Regions from separate parts of the Homo sapiens genome. Here region 2 is linked to region 1. A link is an interaction called in ENCODE POLR2A ChIA-PET data of the cell type or tissue named here. Cell type or tissue: PC-9. All regions are shown on one strand. Links, peaks and the distances in the headings refer to the core of each region. The heading gives the core; the rest is flanking DNA.

Evidence for each region. Peaks named below come from ENCODE experiments on the same cell type or tissue, not always from the same donor. Only the 100,000 strongest peaks of a DNase experiment are listed, where the experiment ranks them.
Region 2: POLR2A ChIA-PET joins it to region 1 with 11 read pairs; 2 of 35 experiments call an interaction of 5 or more read pairs at or near these places.

Annotation. Positions count from the first base shown.
Region 1 is chr10:74,228,950-74,234,333 of GRCh38, forward strand. The region is part of intron 3 of ADK (adenosine kinase); the gene reads left to right. LOC124902456 (a long non-coding RNA gene) reads left to right here and starts at 1,117. Exons shown (of 2, transcript XR_007062198.1): 1 at 1,117-5,384. In PC-9, for the core only: no CTCF peak of the experiment used is centred there; a DNase peak (open chromatin) is centred at 2,602; H3K27ac peaks cover 2,938 bases.
Region 2 is chr10:74,500,378-74,505,761 of GRCh38, forward strand. The region is part of intron 6 of ADK (adenosine kinase); the gene reads left to right. Among named protein-coding and RNA genes, the nearest start is that of ADK-AS1, 26 kb to the right of the region's middle. In PC-9, for the core only: no CTCF peak of the experiment used is centred there; a DNase peak (open chromatin) is centred at 3,034; H3K27ac peaks cover 1,450 bases.

The DNA of each region.
Region 1 (5,384 bases), core at 90-5,089:
TTACTTGGCTTTTTAAGATAGCTACCAAGGTAAACAGTGAACTTTTGTAAGCAGTGTATACTGTTCTAAATATGAAGTGTATTTTCCCTTCTGATAGTGAATGAATTCCATTATGATTTTTTAATGTCAAAAATTAAATTATTTTGTCAGAATAACCCCTTAAATTTTTAAATGTTGTCTTATAAAAGTTAATTATATTGTGATATTTAAATGCTTGCCAATTTACGATTATGATGAGATGGAAGAAAATAAATAAATTATGCAATAGGCATGAACCTTCAAGGGTATTAGGACGTGCTCAGGATATGATCTTTGGTGCAGTGTAAAAATGTAATTTCTTAGTGAATAGGTCAATTTCCAAACCAGCAGGAAAGTTATAAGTATTTAAATGGAATGTGTAGGGATATGTCAGGGAAGTTAGAGACAATAACATCTGGTATGCTTTTTTTTTTTTTTTTTTTTTGGTGAGATGGAGTCTCGCTCTGTCGCCCAGGCTGGAGTGCAGTGGCGTGATCTCGGCTCACTGCAAGCTCCGCCTCCTGGGTTCACGCCATTCTCCTGCCTCAGCCTCCAGAGTAGCTGGGACTACAGGCGCCCACCACCACGCCCGGCTAATTTTTTGTATTCCTAGTAGAGAAAGGGTTTTGCCGTGTTAGCCAGGATGGTCTTGATCTCCTGACCTCGTGATCTGCCCGTCTTGGCCTCCCAAAGTGCTGGGATTACGGGCGTGAGCCACCGCGCCCGGTCTGGTATGCTCTTAAATTAATTGTTAATGCTGTGACTTAGCAGTTCTTTGAAATCATCAAGATCATAGACTGGGCTTGTGCCTATAATCCCAGCACTTTGGGAGGCTGAGGCAGGAGGATTGCTTGAGTCTACGAGTTGGAGACCAGCCTGGACAATATAGTGAGACTCTTGTCTCTACAAAAAGTTAACAAAAGTAGCCGGATGTGGTGGTGCCTGCCTGTAGTCCCAGCTACTTGGGAGACTGAGGTGGGAGGATTGCTTGAGACCAGGAGGTCCAGGCTGCAGTGAGCTATGATCCGTGCCACTGTGCTCCAGCCTGGGTGACAGAATGAGACCCTGTTAAAAGAATCTTTTTTTTTTTTTTTTTTGGTAAGAATGAGCTAAGAACTGGATATCTGTAAAGCTAATAGAAAAAAATCCTGTGAAGCAAAAAGTCAAAATTGAAATAAGCTAGGACCGACAGCAAGGTTAAATGCTTATTTTTTTTTAGTGTTCATAAATAAGGTACAGTTTTAAAAATATCATAAACATTTTTATGATCCTATTCTCAGGGCCCGGTTTTTTTTGTATCTTTAAAATTATAGTATTTTGATTCTAGAAATGAACCCTTGAACCAATATCCGTATTTTATCATGAATAAGGTGAGAGTAACATTGATAAAATGACTTGCTATAGTTTACATTGCTACTTAAGGACAGTACTAGACCAGAAACCAAGTCTCCTGAGTCCCATTTAAGTGCTGTTTTTGTCACACCAAGCAGTTCTCTAAGTATATAGTCTTTTTTTTTTTTTTGAAACAGGGTCTCGCTTTGTCACCCAGGCTAGAAAACAGTTGCATGATCATGGCTCACTACAGTCTTGTTTTTAGAGATGAGGTCTCCTTATGTTGCTCAGGTTGGTCTCAAACTCCTGACCTCAAGCAGTCCTCCTGCCTCTGCTCCCAAAGTGTTATGATTACAGGCATGATCTACTGCACCCAGCCAGTAACTTTTTTTTTTTTTTTTGAGACGGAGTCTCACTCTGTTGCCAGGCTGGAGTACAGTGGCGCGATCTTGGCTCACTGCAATCTCCGCCTCCCAGGTTCAAGTGATTCCCCTGCCTCAGCCTCCTGAGTAGCTGGGACTACAGGTGCCTGCCACCACGTCTGGCTAATTTTTATATTTTTAGTAGAGACAGGGTTTCACCATATTGGTCAGGCTGGTCTCAAACTCCTGACCTCAGGTGATCCGCCTGCCTCAGCCTCCCAAAGTGCTGGGATTATAGGCGTGAGCCACCGCGCCTGGCCGCCAGTAATTTTTTTTTTTAAAGGGATTAATATCCATTGCAAGACTTGGTAACGGATCACAGAGAACTCATTAGTTAATTAAATCAGTTTCACAGTATTGTGTTTTGGTTTTGGAAATCACTTCAGACCTATAACCAATATTGAGTGAGTTGAAAAGAATTAATTACTTCCAAATACAAGGCACTTTACATTCTTCTAAGGAGAGGATGCAACACAAAGCTATTTGGTCAGCTTGATACAAAAGCTCTTAGGTGTGCTCATGAAGTAAGTCAAATGTATACATTTTACAACCACATATTAAATAGAATTAGTTTTTTCTTTTTCCTTCCCATTTCTTTGAACAGTCTTATTCAGAATCTTCATCATTAGCAACTTTGTCATCATTGGAGCCCTTTTCTCTAGAACACATCAGCCTCTTTCTATGTATGATATTTTCGCTGGAAATTTTATCCTGAGCTATAAATGCCTCTCATGTAAGAAAAGTTTTTTTTTTGTTTTTTTTTTGAGACAAGATCTAACTCTGTTGCCCAGGTTGGAGTGCAGTGGCGTGATCATGACTCACTGCAGCCTTGACCTTGTGGGCTTAAGCAATCCTCCCATCAGCCTCCTGAGTATCTGGGACTACCACTGTGCACCACCACACCTGGCTAATTTTTGTATTTTTTGTTGAGATGGGGTCTTGCCATGTTGTCCAGGCTGGTCTTGAGCTCCTGGGCTCAAGTGATATGTCTGCCTTGGCCTCCCAAAGGGCTGGGATTACAGGTGTGAGCCACCATGCCTGGCCAAGAAAAGTTTTTTTTAAAGTTTATTTTTGTATGTAGTCATAATACTTGTAAGGTAACCTTTTCACTGTATTGCTTTTTAAACTAAGGTTTAAATAGTTCATTGTAATAAGAGTTACCGTTTGTGCTTATAAGGCTGCATCTCCAGGAGTAAGTACTAAATCTGTGTTAGATTTCTTTGCTGCTTTTTTTTGTTTGTCTTTTTTTTTTTCTTTTACTGATATGGTCAGGTGGTCAGGTTACTTCCGTAAGGATCCAAAACTAGAGTTGATTGAGATCATTTCAGGCTTATACATAATCTACAAATGATTCTCAACCAATTGAGATCTGAGTTCACCTCTTTTGCTGAACTTTTAATTGTGATCTTACTGTAAAATTCTAGGATCTCATAACTTCTATGAAATTTTTATACCTGGATTATAAAACTTCGGAAAGATTTGCTTAAATATTTTGTTGCTTAAAAGAAAATAATTGGCCGAGTGTGGTAGCTCACGCCTGTAGTCCCAGCATTTTGGGAGGCTGAGGCAGGTAGATCAGTTGAGCTCAGGAGTTTGAAACCAGCCTTGGCAACGTGGCGAAACCCTGTCTCTACTAAAAGTATAAAAAAAATTAGCTGGGCATGGTGGCACTCACCTGCAGTCCCAGCTACTCAGGAGGCTGAGGTGAGAGGATTGCTTGAGCCCAGGAAGTTGAGGCTGCAGTGAGCAAAGATTGCACAACTGCACTCCAGCCTGGGCAATAGAGTGAGAACCCGTCTCAAAAAACAAACAAACAACCCCCCCGCACCCCCCCCCCCCAAAAAAAAACAAACAGAAAATAATTAACACTGTCATCAAGGAAGGTAACTCATTATAAGGATTTAAAAAAAAAATTTTTTTTTGAGACGGAGTCTTGCTCTGTCACCCAGGCTGAAGTGCAGTGGCACAATCTTAGCTCACTGCAAGCTCCACCTCCCGGGTTCACGCCATTCTCCTGCCTCAGCTTCCCAAGTAGCTGGGACTATAGGCGCACGCCGCCACACCCGGCTGATTTTTCTATTTTTAGTAGAGGCAGGGTTTCACTGTGTTGGTGAGGCTAGTCTCGAACTCCTGACCTCGTGATCCACCCGCCTTGCCCTCCCAAAGTGCTGAGATTACAGGCGTAAGCCACCGCGTCTGGCCTATAAGGAATAATTTTGTGATTAAACATGGTCTTATATTCATGAACGATAGGTGAATGAAAAATGTGTGTTATTGGTGGTAAAATCTTAAAATCCTTAAAGAATTAATTTAAATTGCTACCTTCTACTTATGAAGCACTATATGGTGCCCTGGACTTAGCATTAGAAGAAACTTAGTTTATGTATGAGTTTTGCCATAGGCTGTAGTCTTGGGGTATTAGTTAGAATTCAATGCCACTATGATATTAAGAAATTTATTACAGGAATTAAATCTTATTCAATCATGAGAAAAACTGGGGATATTAAGGTCCCTAAAATGTGAGAGAAAAATCGCTAAACTGCCTTTTGATGTAGGTTAATGAATTGCGTGTTCTGTTAATAGGGAAACTGTGAAGGAGGTTCGTGTGTTGTGGGCTCTTTGCAACTACCACCTTTATGGGCCTTTAGTGAAAAATCTGGTGATAGGCTTGGTCCTGGTAGTTGTGGACGTAAGGTAGAGTGGGGATGAGTAAGGACAGATTACAGTTCTGCCCATACCTTTGTGTCTGTCCTTCCTGCCTCTAACCAATGACTGCCTTTGGAATGTAATGGCTACTGCTTCAATTGCATCCCCTAAATTTTTTGCAAATTTCTCTTGTGACATATCTTAAGCTGAAACCATATAGGAGAGGAAATTAGGGGAAGTGTACTCCTTCTTGACATAGTTTAATACCTTAACTTTGTTTAATCACTTAGTCTTCCAAACTTAAGTTCCTCCGATATCATTTTGGGTTTAGATTAGTGCTTTTCTGTCATTGTCCATTAAACAAATGATTTCTTTCATTACCTACTTCTCTTTTAGTCTGTTCAGTGATCCCTCTGGGTATAGCTTCTGAATTTCTAGCATAAAACTCTTCAACAATAACAAAAAAGGATAATGATCTTTCCTGTCAATTTTTAGGGGGAAGGATAAGGTGTTTCCTAGAAACTTTATTCAGAGCACTTTAGTCAAAGTGTAGTTCATTGATCCTTAACTGCAATTTACTTGACAAGATATATTTATGGGATGAAATTTATTGAGGGTAACAGAATGGAGAGAGAAACTGCTGGTGTGATGAATTCTCTTTCTTCTTGGTCTACAACAAACAGAAATATTTTGAGAATGTAGCTATGGCAGATTTTAATGTAAGAGTTATGCCAACACTATTTCCCCTTAAGGGTTGAGTCAGACCTTTTGGGAATGATATAGACTTGGGGGTCTTGAGTGAACTTTTAGTATTTATTAGCAGCCAATCTAACCTTGAAAACTCTATGTTGATTTCTTTTTGGAAAGTGTTGAACAATTAAATAATACATGTTAAAGAACAAGGAAGAAGGGCATTGTTTTAATTATTTTGTGATCTAATTTAATCCCCACAGCAACTCTGTGAAG
Region 2 (5,384 bases), core at 285-5,284, 270 kb after region 1:
GGATAATAAATGGATATTTCAGTGTTTTTTTAGTCAGTGGTTTGCAAAACCACCTGGAGGGCTTGGGAAAACACAGGTTGCTGTGTCCTACCCACACAGGTTTCTGATTCAGTAAGTCTGGGGTATGACCAAGATATTGCATTTTGAGCAACTTTCCGAGTGATTCAGAAATTATACTTTGAGAACTACTATCCTATGTGAGTATTAAAAATGTATTTTAGTCACTTTTCTTATTTTAAAAATTACATCAAATCATATAACTTCATAAAGCTCAGAAAACAATGTCTGAGTAATATATGGTTTTTGAAAAATAACATTTAAGTGACATATTCCGATGTCATGGAGCAAGTGAGAAACTGGTTTGAAATGTTTGCTATCTAGTGTCAAGGGCTATCTATCCCTTTTTGACTTCTTGTGCTACTGGTGCAAATGGATAGATATTAATCCTGCAGCAATCAGGATTTGCTTCAGCAATAAAGAAATTATTGATGTCTGAAAGCAATCCTTTCCTTTTGACATGTTGGCAGCACCTAAGAAGAAAATGTCAGGGTCAATATAAGTGCATTTACTGACAGTTTGGCTCTTTCCTATGTTACAGAAAATGATTTCACATTTAGCTTTTATCAAAAACAGAAACACTGACCACTCTGAAGGATATAAACAATAGCTTTCAGCTTAGTCATTTTCCACTTATAAAGTGATACTTTCATAGAAATAAACAATGCAAACTTCAGAGAGCCAAAACAATTACACAGAAAAAAATCATTGCATTTTTGCCATTTTTAACTCAGATTTAAAACAACTGTGTCTGGTAGTAACTGGAGAAAAATCACTGTTTTGTGTTCTGTTAAGTTAAAACAGTTAAAATCACTTTATGATAAAATATGGCCAAAAAGAAGAATCATCTTCAATTAGGTACTTCAAGATCACTTGTATTCTCTGCTTCTCTTTCAGAGCCTGATCCATGTATTTCTTAAACTTCTTCATCATATATAAAATTTCGTGTTTATAAAATTTCCACTAAAACCTCAATTATTAGTTTCATGAATCAGAAGTTACAATTAGTTTCATTTCTGGCTCACCAAGATTTGTCAATTTCTGGATAAAAGGGACTCCCTATTCAGAATATCCCTTTAAATCTTTTTTAAAAGTGCACCTTTGATGTGTACATGTTTTTATGTTATTTATGGCTTCTGAAAATATTATGCAAAAAAATTGTTATGGAAACAACCCAAATGTCCACAAGCAGGAAGATACATTGTGATAGATCCATACAATGGAATATCATTCGTTCATAAAAAAGAATAAAGTACTGATGCATGATAGAATGTGAGTGAACCTCAATATCAAGAAAATGGACGAAGCCAGACATAAAGGATCACATATTGTATGATTCCATTTATATGAAGTATCCATAATAGGTAAATCCACAGAAACAAAAGCAGATTGGTAGTTGCCAGGGACTTGTGGGGAGTGAGGAATGGGGAATAACTTTTTAATGGGAAGATAGGGTTTCTTCTTGGGGTGCTAAAAATGTTGAGAAGTAGATAGAGGTCATGGTTGCACAACACTGTGAATATAATTTTATGTGAATTTTACCTCAATTTTTTAAAGAAATCAGTTGATTTAAGACTTAACTGAATTCTAGAATTTTTGAAATGAAGGTGTTTCTCAAGGTCATCCAACCCAATCTCCTGTTTTTCACAAATGAAAAAACTAAAACTCATCAAGATTAAATACTATATATCACTAAGATTGCCTAGTAGCTAGTCCAAACCCAGGCCAGAATTTGAGTATCTGGATTTTTAGCCCAGTGATTTCTTTTTAAACTACTGCATGCTGCTTTATTATCAATTGCTATTTTTTTTAAATTTTTTTCTGGGAACATACTACAAGTGTTAGTTTAAAAGTAAACTAACATAAAAGTAAATACAAAAAGAAGCATAGCTTCCTTTGTGCCACATATAAGAAATGTAGACATAGAGAGTGTTTATTGCAGTAATTTGCCAAAAAGCAAGCCATAGTTTAAATTAGAAGAGGTTTATTCCCTGCAGCACTTTCACAATCACAGAAGGCACCTATATTTTAAATGTAGTCTACATTGGCCTGGCTTATGAACTGCAACCTTCTATGATTGCAATTCACTTTTTTAAATTAAAAAAAATTTCAAAATAATTTTTGCATAATTATTAGCACATTCTACCACTTGATAATTTTTTGTTTCTTTCAATAGACGAAAGCACTCACATTGTAAAAAAATTATATAAATGACCTTGTCTTGTGATGAAGCTAGAAGATCTGTTTTCAACGAAACTATTCTCAGAGGCATCTAGGGAGAAACATTTGAGTCAGGTTGGGAGTTAGAGATAGAAAGCAGCAGCAATTAAAGCAAGATAATGTATTACCCCCTGGAAATTGGGTGTTATACTCAAATGTAAAGGACTTGTATTGATTTAGTGCTAGCCTCAGAAAATAGTCAGATGTCCTCATTTTAAGGGAAAACTTTAGGAAATGTAATTATATCGTTTCTTTCTCTCTAAATCTGCCTTAGTTTTCAATTTCTTTATGTAGTTCGTTACTAAGAGGAAGCTACACTCTCATTACCACACTAAATGGATTTTCTATTAATATTTATCTCCAATGTTATTTTTATCTGGGTTGTTGTTTTCATTTCTACTTAGTATGTATTTTCTTCTTTCCTTTTAGTTCAGAGGTCAACAAAGTATGGCCTATGAGCCATACGCTACAATAGCAGAGTTGAGTGGTTGCAACAGATACCATGTGGCCTGCAAACCTAAAATATTTATTGGGGCATTTTACAGAAAACACTTGCCAGTCCTTGCTTTAGTTGACCAAGTAGAAAAGGAAGAGCAGATTCTACAGAGTGAATAAATATCACCAGCAAAGGAAAGGATATAGAAAGGTACAGGATTTATACTTAGGCTAGCTAGAAACTCCATATGGTCAAAGTAAGAGTTTTGTGGATGTGAGTCATCAGAGATTATATAGGAAAGATAGATTACTGTCAGATTTAGAGGATTTTTAATGCCACTTCAGGAACTTGAGCTACTATTGTTTAGGAAATGAGTCATTTAAGGTTTTTTGAACAAAGGAGCTTTGCCAGAGCAGGAAAGTGTTGCAGTAGGGTTTACAAAGTAATGAGAGTTATCAACTAAAGTTATATTAATAGGAAGGATGACATAGTTCCAGGAGTTGCTGTATAATTAAAATTGATAGGACCTTAGACACTGCATTTTGAGACAAAGAGATAATAGTTTAAAGATTAAAACTTCATTGGGCAGAAAAATTATTATTTATACACATATTAGGGAAGTAAAGAGCTAATTTTTGTGGAAGGTTTAAGTTGATGGAGAAGGATTATAACACTACATAGGATAAGAAACAAAACTGATTACTAGTTATCAGCATTACTGAAGTTGTTCACTCATCCCAGGCACAGGCAATTTTTTACTCGCCATATTTTATCTCCAGGGCACCCAGCTGCCATCATCTTGTCAGGGTCCATCTCTTTATAAAATCCTCTTACTTTGCTCTCCAGAATCCCACCCTGATACACAGATTTACTTACGCTACCTCATACAGAATAAAGTACTTCCATTTTCCAAGTACTCTGAACCATGCTCAAGAAGGGCTTTAGCTCTCTCAAATAAAAAGACTTATCTCAAGGTGTTTAATTCAAGTAGAGCCACAGTTCCGAAACTGTGCACTGACACCCCAGGGTACTGCAGCAGACTCACAAGAGTGCTACAGGATATTTTATATCGGTTTCAAAATTAAATTTTGCTACATTCCTTTTGGATGATGTCTTTTTAAAAAATAATTACTGTTGTTGTTTTTTTTTTAATATGTACCTCCTGAAAAATCAATGCAGAATGGGAAATGAAGGTAGCAGTATCCACTTGGAATACAAGGCTTGAAGAGTGTGCAGTATTCCATAAGCATACATATTCATTTAGTAAATACAGTTAACCCTTGAACAGTGCCGGGGGTTAGAGGCACTCCCCTCCCCCGGGTAGTTGAAAATCCATGTATAACTTTTGACTCCCCAGAAACTTTACTAAGAGCCTACTGTTGACCAGAAGCCTTACCTGTAACATTAATCATTGATGAACATGTATTTTGTATATTATATGTATTATACAGTGTATTTTTGTAACACAGTAAGCTAGAGAAAAGAAAATCATAAGGAAAATATATTCATTGATATGGTTTGGCTCTGCTTCCCCACTCAAATCTCATCTCGAATTTTAATCCCCATAATCTCCACATGTTAAGGGAGGGACCTGTTAGGAGGTCATTAGATCATGGGGGCCATTTCCCCCATGCTGTTCTTGTGATAGTGAGTTCTCGTGGAACCTGTTAGTTTTATAAGTGTTTGACAGTTCCTCTCTCATGTGCCCTCTCTCGCCTGCTGCCATGTATGACATGCCTGCTTCCCCTTCTGCCATGATTGTGTTTCCTGAGGCCTCCCCAGCCATGCAGAACTGTGAGTCAATTAAACCTCTTTTCTTTATAAATTAGTCAGTCTTGGGCAGTTCTTTATAGGAGTGTGAAAACGGACTAATACATTTATTGTTCATTAAGTGGAGGTGGATCATCATAAACATCTTCATCCTAGTAGTCTTCACACTGAGCAGGCTGAAGAGGAGGGTGGGGAAGAGCTGGTCTTCCTGTCTCAGGGGTAGCAGGGGTGGAAATGATGAAGGAGGTGGAAAGGATGGCAGAAGAGGTAGGCATACTCAGTGTAACTTTACAGAAATACGTTGTAATTTCTGTCTTATTTTTCATTTCCCTAAAAATGTTACTCTAAAAATGTTTCTATATGGCACCTATCCTTCCACCTTTTGCTTTTGGTTCAGTGCCCATATCATAGAAGGGTCCATGTTGTAAAAGAAGTCAAAAGCAGTCTTTTGAATAACTGGAATCATTCTGTTATATGGTCTAATATGAATTTGTTTCTGGCACTACTTATTCTACATCTTCTTTCTCATCATCTGGCACTGATTTGGAAGCACTCATCTCCATCAAGTCATCTTCTGTTAATTCCTGTGATATGGTGTCTGTTAGCTCTTGAATTACTCCAAGATCCGTATCTTGAAACTCTTCAACTTCCCCCCACTTTTTTTTTTTTTTTTTTGCCATATCCACAGTCTCTTTTATGATATCCTTGATTGACTCTGTTGTAAATCCTATGAAGTCATATACACCATTGGACACAGTTTTTCTCTAGCATCAATTTATTTTTTTGGGCTTGATGGCTTTCATGGCTACTTTTGTAACAATGGCGTTTTCCATGATTTGATTCTTTCAGATATCCTTGGTGTTCTCTAAGTTGAGGTCTACTTCCATAGCATTGACAATCT